2 separate regions of the Mus musculus genome follow, and region 2 is linked to region 1. A link is a loop called in an ENCODE intact Hi-C map of the cell type or tissue named here. Cell type or tissue: left cerebral cortex. All regions are shown on one strand.

What was found. Hi-C counts contacts between places; a loop is a spot of excess contacts. Peaks named below come from ENCODE experiments on the same cell type or tissue, not always from the same donor. Only the 100,000 strongest peaks of a DNase experiment are listed, where the experiment ranks them.
Region 2: it touches region 1 in a loop (2.0-fold over the local background); 2 of 42 quality-filtered maps call a loop at or near these places.

What each region holds. Positions count from the first base shown.
Region 1 is chr11:46,197,355-46,205,354 of GRCm38, reverse strand. Cyfip2 (cytoplasmic FMR1 interacting protein 2) reads left to right here. Exons shown (of 31, transcript NM_133769.3): 29 at 4,471-4,709; 30 at 6,217-6,364. Among named protein-coding and RNA genes, the nearest start is that of Mir7239, 31 kb to the right of the region's middle. RefSeq lists an enhancer at 2,088-3,997. In left cerebral cortex, a CTCF peak has its summit at 3,815 (motif pointing left); DNase peaks (open chromatin) are centred at 1,964, 2,885 and 3,509; H3K27ac peaks cover 1,050 bases.
Region 2 is chr11:45,976,729-45,984,728 of GRCm38, reverse strand. It overlaps Sox30 (SRY (sex determining region Y)-box 30), which reads right to left and starts at 4,419. Exons shown (of 5, transcript NM_173384.2): 1 at 3,356-4,419; 2 at 1,171-1,410; 3 at 1-12. The coding sequence starts at 4,409. In left cerebral cortex, a CTCF peak has its summit at 3,945; DNase peaks (open chromatin) are centred at 3,886, 4,640, 5,253 and 5,372; H3K4me3 peaks cover 1,079 bases; H3K27ac peaks cover 66 bases.

The DNA.
Region 1 (8,000 bases):
GTAAAGACACTTGCTGCCAAGCTTACCAGCCCAAGTGTGAGCCCCAGGACACATGTAATGGAAGGAAAGAATGACTGGGTACAAGTTGTCCTCTGAGCTCTACACATATGCCAAACACACATGTGTGCACACACACTGAATGCTCGCACACATCAATAATAATAAATACAATTTCATCGACCCATATACTAAATCAGTAAATAAATGCTAACAAGTTGTAGACACTGAAGCTGGCCAGCTAGGTGTTCTCGTCTGCTGGACCTTGTACGGTGTCTGGGTCAGTGACCAGAAACTGTCGGCCGCAGACTTAATGCAGGGAAGGTTGAAGGAGCGAGCAGTGTGGCCTTTGCCTTTGTTTCTGAGCAAACCAAGGCGACCTGGTTTTCAGCCAGCACCATTGTTCCCAGCTCTCCCCTGAAGTGTCACATAATCTCATAGGAAACTGCCTTCATTTTCCCATCTCTGAAATGGGATGGTAGCTGCTCCACCTCCCGAGCTGGCCTGCCTTTTTAAAGTCAGTATCTTTTCTTTTGAAGTCTGTTATATCATTAACAGCTGGCGAGATAAATCATTTCCAAGATGACAGAGGGTCAAGCCACTGATCAGGGAGGAAAGATCTCTCCTGATGTTCCACTTGGTAAAAATCATTGTGAGCCTTGTTTACTTTTCCAAGTACTCACTGTAGGTATTCATACCTTTTGCATGTTACCAAGGAATCATGGATGTTTGCAGAAAGGCTAGGGAATTTGCACACACACACACACACACACACACACACACACACACACACGCAATGTGGTACGGTCTGCATTTCTTGCCTGTTAATGAATAAACCAGAATTCCTAAAGATGCAAAGGGCCATAGAAAAGAATATTGAGAAGCTATGGGTGGAATCAGGTGTTTCATGTAATCAGAGTTCTCCATGAAAATGGGAGGCCCTTGGGAAAGACCCCCACTGTGTGGAACAGAATGTAGGTCAGAGCTCCTTTAAGCGCTGTCCTTTATACATTAGAACAGACCACAAACTGACCTCATTTGCATCAAGCACTAGATGGCCTCTCTTTCCTGTAAAAAGTAAGTGAGGGCTGGGGTGAGATTCACTGGGTGAAGGGCTTTTCATGGAAACATGAAGACCTGCGTTCAGATCCCTAGCACCCACGTGAAAGCTAGGGGTGGTAACAAACCTGTCACCCTAGCAATAGAGAAGGGGACAGACAGACATCTCAGGGGCTTGCTGGCAGCCAGTCTCAACAGTACAGTGAGCTCCAGGTTCAGTGACTGACCCTATCTTAAAACATAGGCAAAGAGATCAGATAGAGGCACACAAAGTTGACCTCTTGACTTCCATGTGCACACACAGGCAAAGTGCATGTGCATACACATGTATGTGCATGTACATGTATGAAATGAAGTACCAGAAAAGACGATGACAGACTCGCATTCAAATAACAATTATGCCAACAAACAGGAAAAGTTCCACGTTGCTATCAATCTGTGAAGTGGGACCCCCAAAGCCCAGGCAGTTTCGAATCTCTCCATTTGATAAAGACATTTTTCTTCAGAGCACATTGACAGCTGAGAGTATGAAGCATGGCTGTCACCTGGGAAGTTGTCTGGCCACCGTCCTTAAGACAGTCTTGTTATATAGCAAAAAAAAAAAAAAAAAAAAAAAGAGGTTGGTTTTTTTGGTTGGTTGGTTGATTGGTTGTTTTGTTTTGTTTTTTGGGGTTTTTTTTGAGACAGGGTTTCCCAGTGTAGCCTCCTTGGCTGTCCTGGAACAGCCTGTAAACCAGACTGGCCCCGAACTCCCAGAGACTTCCCCCTGCCTCTGTGTTCCGAGTGTTGGGATTAAAGGTATGCTCCACCACCATCCAGCTAGCAAAGCCTTTTAAAGTATTTATATTCCCTGACTCCCAATAAGATTTATCCAGTAACATAACAGGAGACAGTGCTCACAAAATGTCATGTCCACAGGGAACTTCTTTAGAATTGTCCCGAGTAGTGAAGATTCGTGAACAATTTAAAATAACCCACAAGGGTAGAGAACTAAACACGCTTACCATAGTTTTAGCCACCTAAAAACTATAACACTGAATGCATTATGGAAATGAGTTTTTAAATTAGAGATCTATAAAGTAAAAATGTAATAGAGATGAGCTGCTATATGCATGCATATATCCATATTCATAACTGTGAACGATCTACATATATGTTTTTTTTTTTTAAGAAAGCTCTTCTCTGGGTAGTGAGATAAGTGAAATAGTGTCTTTCTTATATGTTATTTAAAGTTTTCTCCAAATTTTACCCAGTAAATGCATATTACTTTTGTGGTTCACAGAAAGAAATAGAAGGGCAAACACTTCTTCAGGGAAAGGGGTCGAGGCCCCTTCTGTTGGCTGTAGTGGACGGAGAACTGGGAGTCAAGCCACAGCTTTTATAAAATCATTTGCCAATGTTTTCAAACCAGGATTCTCAGGTGCTGCCTGGCTCAGAATTAACCAGGAAGACAGCAGATTCATTAGGACACCAGAAGTCCCTTAATTTGCTGATAAGAACATACACGGGTCGTTTATTTACTGGGCGTCCCCACAGAGCCATGTTCTTCACGTGTAGAGAGAGCTGAGCAGAACAGAGCAAACACACCAAAAAAAAACAGTCAAGTACTGAGCTCATGCTATCTTAAGAGCGCCTTATCTGGCTAACTCTGGCAGCTCGAGTGGTCTCCTGTGTCGTGAACTGCCTGCTGTGCAATCGAGTTGATTCTGCACGGATCAGGGTCTTCTCCTGGTTCGTGAGACAGTGGTGTTTCAGACATGTCCGCCAACTCTTCCCCATCTCACCTTCCTCCTTCACTTTATAGTTGTCATGACAACTACACTCAAGGGCCACGATCATCACAATCTCTGCTTTCTGATTTATTTCCTTCCCTGGATTTACTTAGAGGCTGCCCTCTGTGGTTGGGGGAGGGGAAGGTCTCCAAGGAAGAGAGCTTTGAGGGGGAGGTCTGTTGGTCCCTTCAAGCCCCCTACAGAATGGGCCCCTGAGAGCCCTTCCTCCCACTGGGAGCTGATCCCACACGTGTGTCCTGTGGGTCCAGAGTCTCAGAAGCCAGCTTTCTTTAGCTTTGTTCCCAGACAGAAAGACCTGACTTTGACCTTAGTCTGTAATACGTGTTCTGCAGAGGCTTTCGGCACCTTTTGCTCTTAGATGTTTTCACTCAGAGCACAGACCCTTGTGGGAGAGACGGTCCTGTTTGATGTGCCTGTCTGCCTGTCTGATTACTCGAGATGCAGTAGCCAAGACCAGATGAGACGCTTGTTTGAATTACTAATAGAGACCATTTGCCATTGTCAAAGAAGGGTTTCTAACAAGAGGAAATAGTTCTCTGAAGTCAGTGGCAAATTTTAAAACAGTAACATACGTTCCTTCTAGCACATTCCACGGTACAGAACTATTTTAAAAGTGAAAAGCTCACCCATTTCCCGCAGCCCATCTGCACCCACGACGAAGTTCACTCCTCCAAAATGTTTTCTACACGCACAATCCCACGCATGCGCTGTCCATCTGTGGGTTGTGCTGGTGTCTGAGGGCATTGTAGTAAATGTCATTTTCTCCAACTTGCCGAATTCACTTCACGATTTAATTTGTAGAACTAGGCTTCGGGGCTGGAGAGATGGCTCAGCGGTTAAGAGCACTGGCTGCTCTTCCAGAGGTCCCAAGTTCAATTCCCAGCAACCACATGGTGGCTCACAGCCATCTGTAATGGGATCTGATGCCCTCTTCTGGTGTGTCTGAAGAGAGCTATTATGCACTCATACACATAAAATAAATAAGTAAATCCTTCAAACAAATAAACAGACAAACAAAAAGAACCATGCTTCACTGAGCAGGATCCAAGCTCTGTACCTTCCCTCGGCTGCACCTCTGAGCTTCAGCTCCCTCCCTTCTGAGCAGAAATAATAATCTACCCGTAGAGTTGGACAGAGCCACCGCTCATCAGGAGCCTGCTGTGCCACACACTATGGTAGTGTTACATTATAAAACTGATAGGGACACTTCTGACTTCTGTGTATCTAGTTAGCCATCCTGGCCTGCATTACAAGCACGTATATCATGCCTGGCTTATTAATGTGGATTCGGGAGGACAGAATTTGGGTCCTTGTACTTGCAGTGAGCCTATTTCTTTAGCCCCAACCAGCCTCTGAGACCAGTGTGTGCTCAGATGATTTTTTTTTAAATCAGTCTTCCATTGATGGGGCCTGGATTTTACTTGCCATGGGTGACAGTTACCATAAGGCTTCCATGCCCTCAAGTTCTTAGGTTCAGTGCCCTGCTCTGGGGAGAGCATCAGTCCCAGGGAACAAGTTCTAGATGTGGTTGGCACCAGTATTTGGGACTCTCCAGAGGAAGTGGGACAGATGGGATCTCGGATATGGGTGATGCTGTGTTAACATATGCTTCCTGTCTCAGCAAATCGCCATCGCTCGGGAGGGTGACCTGCTGACCAAGGAGCGGCTCTGCTGCGGCCTGTCCATGTTTGAGGTCATCCTGACCCGAATCCGGAGCTACCTGCAGGACCCCATCTGGAGGGGCCCGCCACCCACCAATGGCGTCATGCATGTGGATGAGTGTGTGGAGTTTCACCGGCTGTGGAGTGCCATGCAGTTTGTCTACTGTATCCCTGTGGGGACCAACGAGTTCACAGCTGAGTGAGTGCACCCTCTCCCCTCCCCTCACCCCTGGGATGTGCTAGCCAGAAAGGAGAACCAGGCCCGAAGAGGCTTGAACAGTGATACATATTGGTCACTGTGCCAGCGCTGGACATGGCAACAGTGGACTGTTCTTGGTCTCCAGAGGTTAAAGGGGTCAAACAGAAAACGGAAGTACATATGTCAAGGTGTCCATGGGGCTGATTGGAGACAAGGGGAGGAGGTGGATGCCAGAGAATGGAGCTTGGTTGTCAGACCTGAATTTTCATACTACAACTGATCCTGTAACCGGATCTGGGATGGGGTCTGTGAAGACGAATGAGCAGTCCAGGAAAATCAATAAATGGCTGTCAGCAGAATCGGAGGCCAAGACTGAAAGAAAGCATCCCACGAGTGTTAACCTTTTGGCCCCTGAGCATCTACTCCCACCCCTGCAAAACTCCACTTAGGAAATGAGGAGCCTTTTTGGGTCACCCACAGTCCTGTCAGCAGAGAAAACAGGAGCAGAGCCCCCTCTTCTGCATCCATCTAGCTTCATACTGAGGGTGATGTGGCAGAGGTGACTAACTGGTCCTTTTGGGACTAAAGACAGGGAAAGAAGGGGTGGGGAGGGGAAGAGAAAGACCAACAAGCTGCAGGGACTATATCCTTCCAACCCTGTGACGGGAAGTGGGGGAGCTGCCCGGGGCAGGCTGGGAACAAAGTAAATGACAGAAGAATGGCCCTATAGTCATCAACATGTCTCCTGGTCATTGCGGCCTCCAGTGGGGCTTCTGAGAGGCCAAGGAGCCAACACAGCCTCCTCTGACTGGCCTCAAGACAAGCCATGTGAGTCTCGAAGGCTGATTAGAGTGGAGGAGATGGCTCAGTGCAAGCCTCAAGGACCTGAGTTCTGTCCCCAGGAGCCATGTTTAAAAGCCAGGGGAAGAGCTAGAGAGATGGCTCAGTGGGTAAGAGCACCACACTGCTATTACAGAAGACAAAAGTTCGGATCCGAGCACCCATGTCAGATGTCTCACAATTGCCTGCTAGTCCAGCTGTGGGAGGACTTGCCGCCACTGGCTTCTGCCTCCTGTGGGCATCTGCATTCGTGTGTGCCCATCCATAGAGACACATCATATAACATACACATTTCAAAAAAAGCCAAGTGAGGCAATTGTAGTCCTGAAACTAGCGAGGCTGAGACTGGAGGATGTCTGGAAGCTTGTCAACCAGTTTCACTAGCGATCTAGCCAGTGAGTTGAGCAGTCTCACTGCATTGGCCAAGCCAGATTTAGGGACAGAGACTGAGAAAGCAAGGGAAGGACCAACTGAGGATGATAGCCACCCTCCATCTCGGGCCTGCACATATATGTGTGGGCAGGAGGAGAGACAGAGAGGGAGTCTGATTGTGTTTTCCTTCATGTGTTCTTCTCTTCCTCCAAGCTGACTGTTGTCTCCATGGGGTAGCTGTACTTTGGCAAGGGCATTTTCCCTCAGTCTCATACCGTTTCCTTCCCGACCCTAGGCAGTGCTTCGGTGACGGCTTGAACTGGGCCGGCTGCTCCATCATTGTCTTGCTGGGCCAGCAGCGGCGCTTTGACCTGTTTGACTTCTGTTATCATCTGCTGAAGGTGCAGAGGCAGGACGGGAAGGATGAGATCATTAAGAATGTGGTAAGCAGATGATATGGCTGGCCTGAGACGTGAGGTCTGGCAACAGGGCTGTCTTGAGGAAGGAGTAGGATGAGCTGCTTATGGAGGGCGAGCGATGGCTATGCACAGACACTTCACAAGTTAGAGACATGCTCAGAAAAGGCCTGCCCAGAACATGCTGTGACGGATTGGGTAACCCTGAGAAGCAAGCCTGGACTCCTGACCTCAAAGGTCACTTCCCTGACCCAAGCAGACCCTGTTGGTGCTGGCCACCATTGCCACAGCACACTGGACACTACAGCCATGGCAGGCACTGGGACTGGACACTACAGCCATGGCTGTTGGGTGCTATAAGAAAACAGAGCCCTTAAACTGAACGGCAGTGGTGGGGAGGAAGTCAGAAGTCTTCGTAGAAGTTAGGACTTGGGTTGGATGATGGGCAGTACATGGGGCCAGTGGCCTGGGTGGATTCCAGACACAGGGAGCAGCTGCCACACAGCATGGAGGCTTATAGCTGGGTGGCTAACACAGTGGTCCTCACCCTCTGGGTTGTAACCTCTTTAGAGGGGGGTGGTTGAAGGCCTGTTTCACAGGGGTCACATCAGATATCCTGAACATCAGCTGTTTACATTGCCATTCATAACAGTAGCAAAATTATAGTTAGAAAGTAGGAATGAAATAGTTTTTGTTTTGTTTTTGGTTTTTTGGTTTTTTGGTTTTTTGGGGTTTTGGGTTTTTTTGTTTTGTTTTTATTTCGAGACAGGGTTTCTCTGTGTAGCCCTGGCTGTCCTGGAACTCACTTTGTAGACCAGGCTGGCCTCGAACTCAGAAATCTGCCTGCCTCTGCCTCCCGAGTACTAGAATTAAAGGCATGCGCCACCACGCCCAGCTATGGAATGAAATAGTTTTATGGCTGGGGGGTGGGGGTGTCACAATATGGGAACTGTATTAAAGGGTCACAGCACTAGGAAGGTTGATCTGTCTGGTCTGGCCCAGAGGAGCTGTCCAGGAAGATGTAGGAGCGTCCTTACAAACAACAGGGGGAGGGGTTAAGAGTTGTGGTTATTGTTAGTAACTATTTTCCGGTATCCAGTTCAGTGTTACTTTAAATACCCTCACAGTATCCTGCCACCCTCATCCTCATCCCTGGAGAATTTTCATTTTCTCCTGCTGAAGCTTTGTGTCCATTTAAATGACTCCCCAGTGCCTGGCAGCCATCATTTTTCTTTCTGTCCCCATGAATGTAAGGACTTTGCATACCTTAACAGTAACAACAGTCTCTGTCCTTGTGTGACTGGCCCATCACATTTCATAAGGCCCATCCACCCCACAGCATGTCAGAATCCCATTCTTTTATAGTTCACTAGTACTTTATTGTATGCGAAACACAGCCCACTGATGGACCCTTGTGTTGCATTCACCTTTAGCAACTAAGAATAACAACAGAACTCTGAACTCACACATCTTAGGCAGCTTACTGAGTCTCTCCTTCGGTTCTTTGAAGTATACACTCAGAAGTCTAAGTGCTGGACCATCTGGTAATGTTCTTTAATTCTTTTGAGGAACAGCCAGACTGTCTTCCCTAATGGGTGCACCATTTTATATTCCCACCAGCAACACCCAAGAGTACAGAGTTCCGCATATCATTGGGTCTTTG
Region 2 (8,000 bases), 220 kb after region 1:
GATAAACCCAACCTACAGAAAAAGAGAGGCTTTTAATATGAATATACAGACTCTGGCTCTTTCATATAAAAACACAGCACAAGTTAAGTTTTAAAATATGGGTTGTATAAAGGTCTATTTTCCAGCTCCCATGATGCACTATCTTTGAACAAATCCTGCACTGTGCGTTTTAACATCCACATAGCTTCTAATTTTGTTAATGTAACCCATAATAGAGAGGAAGGTCAAATGCCTTCTACCCAGGAACACAGGGTGATTTCATGGTAGAATCTACTCCAGTCATTGAGTTTGAATCCCAGAGCCTTTTCTCTGGTGAAGAAAGATGCCCCATAAGACATTATTTAGCACTTTCTTTTGCATTCTATAATATACAAATGTCAGTGGCTTACAATGGAATAGTTACTAATAACTAGCCACTATGTTTATGCCTGATTTAAGAAGTCACTCTCTGAGGCTTACCAATTGCTAAAGCCATAACCACTTTAATTTCTTCCCAAAGTCAGAAGCGTGGCACTGCCATGTCTATAATCACTGCTTCTGTCTCTCTTCCTAAAATATTTCTGCTTATATTTCAGGAAAAAATCTTTTCCCATTATGCACAGATCTATAAGCCACAAAGCATACATAGTTCTCAACCGTTATCTCAAAGCCCTTACTGTTGAGGATAAATCAGTTGGTTCAAACTGTATCATGCTATGAATACATCTATTAATTAAAATGCAGGACTGTGTTCTGATACCCACTTAACTTTGAAATGGAAAAGGATAGTAATTACTGCATTTTTATTATCTTTTAAGTGGGAACTGTTCATTCTGTTGCCATGATTATTTAATATGTCTAGTATATTACAAAATAGGACCACGGAGATTTACAGTAAACTGTAAAGCTATAGCTCTATGTGTATATTTGTATGTACCTTTATGTATTCATCAAAACTACAGGAAAACCAAATGTCTCCTGATTTGCAGTAGCTGTTAAGTATGAGGTCAGATACTTCACAACTGCATTCTATTTAAGAAAATGTATGCTTAGTATTGATTCAATCGTTATTATAATATTAACCATTATTTTCTTTCTCACATAGATTAGGAATTCTCAACCTAAGTTAATCTTTACCTAAATAAATTTTTAAAAAATTAGAAAGAGCCTTTGTTCATTTCATTTGATTACCAGGAAACTCCTCTCTGTGCTTCTCTTTAATCTTTTGTGCTTCATCATAATAAGGTTTCTTTTGTTCTTCACTAAGTTTGTTCCACTCTAACCCGAGCTGGACACTGATTTCTGCATTGTTGGCGGCTGGGTTAGCTTTGGCTAGTGCTGGCCGGTGGATTCTTGCCCAAACCATAAATGCATTCATGGGTCGCTTCACATGACCATTTCTGTCCTTACTGAAGGGAGTATCAGGTATTCCTATATGACAAAAATTAAGAGACTAAGTTAATGTGCCATGTACACAATTTTAAAGTGAAGTATACCTTCACCTATACTTATAAAGTACCTGAAAACATACACTATAATATAGCCAAAGTACTGCCAAGATTCCAAAATCCCTCATAGTCACTGAACTCAGCATTCTAAGTTGGAGCTTAGAATGACTCCTAGAGAGTATACTATTGTTGAAGATACTATGCAGACACACTGGATGGCTATTTAAGCTTCATTAATATCTCTAACAGTGATTAACATTTAGTTTATTTCTCACTAATATTAAGGAGCAGGCACCTAAACTATGCACCTAGCACTATGTGTGTGTTAGTTGGGGGGGGATGTAAAGGAAGTCATTGACAGCAGATCGAGTGTCTTTGAAGCAAAAATGTTTATGCTCAGTTTTTCACTAGGAAGGTGAACATCCTGCCACACTGAATTATTAAAACTAGTCTCATGTCCTGGGAGGAAAATTATACATATGACCCTGTGAGTCATGGTACAGTTAAAATTCTTATAAAGGAAATTCATTAAATTTGTATCCCTATGCAGTTCATAAAAGCACCATCTATGAACTTTTCACATTAATTCCTTTTTTTTTTTTTTTTTGGTTTTTCGAGACAGGGTTTCTCTGTATAGCCCTGGCTGTCCTGGAACTCACTTTGTAGACCAGGCTGGCCTCAAATTCAGAAATCCAACTGCCTCTGCCTCCTGAGTGCTGGGATTAAAGGTGTGCGCCACCACGCCCGGCACATTAATTCCTTTTAGGGTTCCTCGATATGTAAAAACGTTTTTGATTTGCAAAGGATGTTTAAAATAAATAATCTTGACTGAGGATGTAGCTCAGTTAGTAGAATACTTGCCTAGTATGCATTGAGCCCTGAGTTCAATTCCCAATGCCATATAAATCAGATATAGTAAGTGGTTGTGCCAAGAAGGACTTGGGAACATGTCAGGCATGAACACATAAAGTAAATAGAAGGGGGTATTTACGTTATTAAAAAACAGAAGTGAGCCGGGCGTGGTGGCGCACACCTTTAATCCCAGCACTTGGGAGGCAGAGGCAGGTGGATTTCTGAGTTCGAGGCCAGCCTGGTCTACAAAGTGAGTTCCAGGACAGCCAGGGCTACAAAGAGAAACCCTGTCTCGAAAAACCAACCCCCCCCCCCCAAAAAAAAACCAGAAGTGGAGAATCGGGACTAAAAATTAAAAAATAATAATAAATGTAAAAGTTCATGTAAACATGAAGAATGATTATGACTTCCTAAAACATTCAGTGATACAGAGTTCTGTGTGAACTAATTCTAAGGACTTGCTTAAAATATACTTGAAAATACTGGAAAGTAGTATTTGGTTGTAGTGACTTCTTTTAAATATATCTGTATCTATATATATGCTTAGATATATGCTTTAAATATATCTTTAAAATATATCTTAAATATAATCACTTCTTTTAAAAATCACTTGGCTTATTTTTATTATTTCTAAAAGCTTTAGCTATATGCTATATGTATGTTTTCTCTCAGAAAAGTTACTGTTCTCTTTTAACATCTATAGTCAATATAAACAACTATCATTTTTCTCGAACACTGGTATATTTTATTTCTTGATACACATAAACCTAAGAAGCTACTATGATAGAAAATTTGATGTTATTTTATATAAACTGAGGAATCTGTATCATCTAACAAGGCCTTCTGTTGAGTCTATTCTCTTAATCTGTTTACTAAGTCTTAAGAGTGACTGTTTATAAAAACTGTGGCAATACTTAAGTGTATTTTACCAGTATGTGGGCAAATCAACCAGAAGCACTCCCTGTGCAAGCTAAGGGCCGTACCAGGATTCTACTTTTCGAGCTTCAGCTCCTGAACTGCTAATATGTCTGTGCAACACAGACCTGTGAAAGCCAGATTCCCCTGGCTTCTAATACCTGCATCTGAGGGCAGCACGGTGAGGGGGACATCTTTGGTTTCAATTTTTACAGAAGGCTCCAGCAAGGACTGCATTTTAATAGGCACTGGTGTCAGGGGGACTTTGGACAACCGTATCAACTCAGAAGGCGGAGGCCCCTGAAACTGGATACGGGCTCCAGGTGGGACGGTGTGGAGTGTCAAAGGGAACCTTAGGTCTTGCTGGTGTGGCCCAAAAGCACTAGGCGGCTGGGCCAGGATGGCCTCCTTGCTGCTGTGGACCAGGCCATTGGACGTGGCCTCCGTGCCCAGCCTACAATCGTCCCTGGGTCTGTCTGGCTCCTCCGTCTTGATGACTCCTTCTCCGATGGCCAGCAGGCTCTTGCCTTCCCCGCCTTTCAGCGCATCCCTCGGAGCCTCCTCTGCCTCCAGCTTGGCTTTCTTCTCATCGCTTCGGCGGCCGTCGAGGGCCTTCCCGGTGCCATCCAACTTGGCGGCCCTCGAGGCTCTCGGGCCGGCCTCGGTGGTCCTCCGAGATCCCACCGACAGGTCCAAGCCCGCCCCCAGCTCTTGCTTCTCGGCCTTGACGAGCAGCGTCCGGGGCTGCATGGGGTGCAGCTCCGGCCTGCAGGGGCCTCCGTCGGCCGCGGACTGCGGAGGCAACAGCAGCAGCTCCGGCCTCAGCTGCAGCAGGCGCGCCTGCGCGGACGAGGCGGCGGCGGCAGCGGCAGCGGCGGCGGCGGCTGCGCCCTCGTCGGGAGCCGGAGGCACCCCCGGTCCTCCGGGAGGCAGCAGCAGCACCTGTTCCGGCTTCACTTGCAGCAGGCGTCGCGTCCCTGCCGCCTGCGCACCCGCCGCCGCGGCCTCCCCGCACGACGAGGCCACCGCGGCCATGGCGGCCGTGGCCTGAGCCGACGGCGACTGGGAGCGCTCTGCGGCCGCGGCCCGGAAGGTGGCGGCCTCGACGGGCTGCGCGGGCGGAGCGGGGCGCAACGGGCGCGGAGGGGTGGGCCGCGGCGGTTGGCGCGGCGGCGGCGGCGGTGGCGGCGGTGGCTCCGGCCTGGCTCTCTCCATGGGGGAGGGGGCGGGCGGGCCGCGGCCGGGATTGTGAGCTCAGCCGTTTGTTGGCGGCCTCCCCCTCCCCCTTTCGGTTAAGACCCTTCCAAGGCCTTGGCTACCCAGAACCCTACGCGCTCCACAGACGGGCTCGCCTCGCCCAATCAGGAGCGGCCCGGTGTCTCCCGCCAGCCAATCACAGGCACGTTCCCCGGCTCCTCCCACCCTCCACACTAGCCGCGTGCGAGAACCCTGGAATCATCCGCCATAGACCGGGCCGAAGCTCCTTGTGTCCCATTTTCCACGCCTCTTCACTCTCCCTCTCTTCCGGATTCTCTTTAGGCCTTGACCTTGGTTACCCCGCCCCCTCCTGGAGCGCGACAATGGCGTTGCCCAGGAAACCCTTCTGTTCCACGCCTTTACCAAGGACCTCCAGGGATGAAGGCGTGGGCCTTTCTTGCGGGCTGGGCTCTCGGCCTTGTGTGTTCATAAAGCCGGAGTCTGATAGGGTCTTCTAGTCATTCTCAAGTATGGGGACACCTTGGAACTTATAACTGATCTTACTGGACCTGGTTTTTGACTAGGTATAACTATTTTACTAGTTGAATTTTCAGTCTGCTTCCAAGATGCGACCCAGATTCATCCACCTTTTGAGGTCCCACCCACCATTATCCTGCTTAGGCTTCCATTGTCCTTCTCTAATTCCATATGGATGTTACAGTTCTCCTGAAGTTTTGCTCTTCACCTATGTCCCACTACCTCCCGACTGCCAGTTGTTCTAAAAATACAAGTCAAACTGTCACATTTCCCCCAAATCTTTCTGCCGCTCCCACTGGTTATGAGATAAAAGTTCGAAATTCTTAACCCCGCAGAGCCTGATAAACCTGATTAGTAGCTTAGGCTATACCTACAGTTTGAGTTTTTTACACTTTCACCACATTGCTTCCCATGCTATTCTTTTTCATCACAGGACGCTTTAGCAAGTCAAGCATTTATGTCTCTTGTAACTCCCGTTTATTTTTCAACTTGGAGCTGAACCGGCATTTCAGAGAAAACCATGACAGCATTCGTTCGAATCTCTTTTATGCACTCACACCTGATCATGTCCTTTGAAGTGCTTTCTTTGTGTGATTATTCTGCGCCTCTTCCAGTTGATTGTTACCTCCTTTGGGAAAGAACTGCTTTTGTTTTGCTCATCATTGACTCCCCAGTGCCGACTGTTGAGTAATTGTGCAATAAATGCTTATTGAATAAAGAAATAAGAACTGCCACAGCATAATAAAATAGTAATACTATGTATATTAAGGGCTCATTTTAAGGTTTTTTTTCCATGTGTGTGCCTCTTCTTTTAAGAAGGAGTGTGTTTAGTTTTTATTCAATATTAGCAAGTAAATGAGAAATTATCAACATTTCCTGCATCACTAGACATCCTGACTAAAAGTTACAGCTCTATCTTGAGGAAGATAAACACTATAGCCAAGGCAATTAAAGATGAATTCTTTACTAAAAGTTAATGCTCTATCTTGAGGAAGATAAACACTATAGCCAAGGCAATTAAAGATGAATTCTTTCTAATGCTCTATAGTTCATACATCTATACATGGAAGAACACAACACAGATGGACAACTAAACCTGTAGATTGTGCTTAGGAGGTTCAGGCAAAAGGGTTGTTATAAGTTTGAGGCCAGCCTGAGTTATCTGTCAGTTAAAGTCCAACTTTGGCTACAATATGAGATTCTGCCTCAAATAGACCAAACTATACTAAACAAAACTGGATTTTTAAAAGCCTTGCTAGGTTCAACACCCTAGCATCTCAAAAAAAAAAAAAAAAAGTACTTAGCTTAAAGAATAGAACAGAATATAATTGTTACACTAAGAAGACATAAATATTTTTAAATTAAAAAAATACCAAGAAATGAGAAAAAGAACATGGCCTTTACTGAAGTAAAAGCTCCAATCAGTGTTGGAAATAAGGTTAACCTATGTTGTCTGCATAGTAATGAAAGGGAAGGATATCAAGCAGAGTAGACACACCAAGCAAACAAAGATCTTGAGAGACTGAGAAAACTATGTTAATGTGTATTTTAACATAAGAAATGCAGTAGAGACCGGCAGGACATTTTATAATAACAAAAAGACCAGCTCATCAGAGCATGATACTTGCCAATACACAGTAGCCACACAACCTCACTGCCCCACGACATGTGGCACAAATTGACTGAATGAAAAGGAGAAAGACTACCCAGCATTACATTGATACTTCAATATTTCTTTAATTTTTAAAAATTACATTTATTTATTGTATGTGTGAGATGGTATAAAGTGTGTGTGTGTGTGTGTGTGCGTGTGTGTGTTGGGGCAGGGGGTTATATCCATGCCACAGTCTGGTTCCCTGGGAGCTCAGGTTGCTAGACTTGGTAGCAAATGCTTTTAACCCACTGAGCCATCCTGCTGGCCCCTCAATATTTCTTTTTCATTAAGTGGTAACAAAGACTGAAATAGCAAATCAGAAATATTTCAGAATAGCTGAGCAATGTTGCAGGATATTTGATCACACTCAGACCTCTGATATGTGTTGTTTACTGGAAAAAACTTTTTACTTGTGATGTGGCTCAGCCTTAGCACACACCTTTAATCCCTGTGGCTGTAATATAGACATACCCTTAGTACACACCTTTAATCTCAAACAGTGAAGAAAAGTTAGTTTGTAGAAGGAAGCACCCACGTTTGAAAGTGATGTCTAATTGAGTGGCACAAAGTGACAAATCAGAGAAAGATTTGACAAAATAGGATATGCCCAACTCAAGAAGAGAGAGAAAAGAAAGAACATCTTGGAGCGAGGAGGCACTTTTACTAGGGCAGTACAGAGACAGGTTGAGGAGAGAACAAGCTAGACACAGGTGAAGACTGAACTAGCCAGACAATGAGAAGGAACCAGAAGCTTGTCAAAGTTAGTATCAGGCCAAGCAGAGCAAAAAGTCAGAGGCCAAGAGAGAAGCCATATTGAATTAGTCATCTTAGAGAGGAGATTGAGCCAGAACAGCTGAGTTGAACCAGCCAGCCAGAGTTCAGAAAGAACAAGAAAGAGCGAACATGTTCATCAGCAAATCTCAGAGGCTGAAAACATTCTAGGCCTAGATAAGACTGTGTGGAGACTAAAAGCTTCAAGGAGCCTAAGTTAGCAGACTGAGGCAATAAATGTTGGAGATGACAATTACATCAGGTTAATGAAAGTGACTTCTACAGATCAGTTCTCTTTGTCAACAAGAATGCTATACTCGGGAGTTTTCTACATACATTCTTTTGAGTACGACTGAAATGTTCTCCAGGGACTGAACGCAGTGTCATAAAACAAGCAACATGGCACCTGTGAGAATCAAAGTTATACCATCTCTGGCCACATGAAATTAAATTACAGATCAATAAATAGCAAAAGAAAATTATAAAAGTCTCACATGGTTTCTAAATAACTGTTTGGGGGTTACAGAAGAAATTGGAAGAAATAAAAAAAAAATTCTACCAAATCAAAATTAATGGAAAATAGTTAGAGCAGTTCAAAGAAGGAAATTTATAAAAGATTTGAAAGGAAGATTTAAAAATCAATAGTT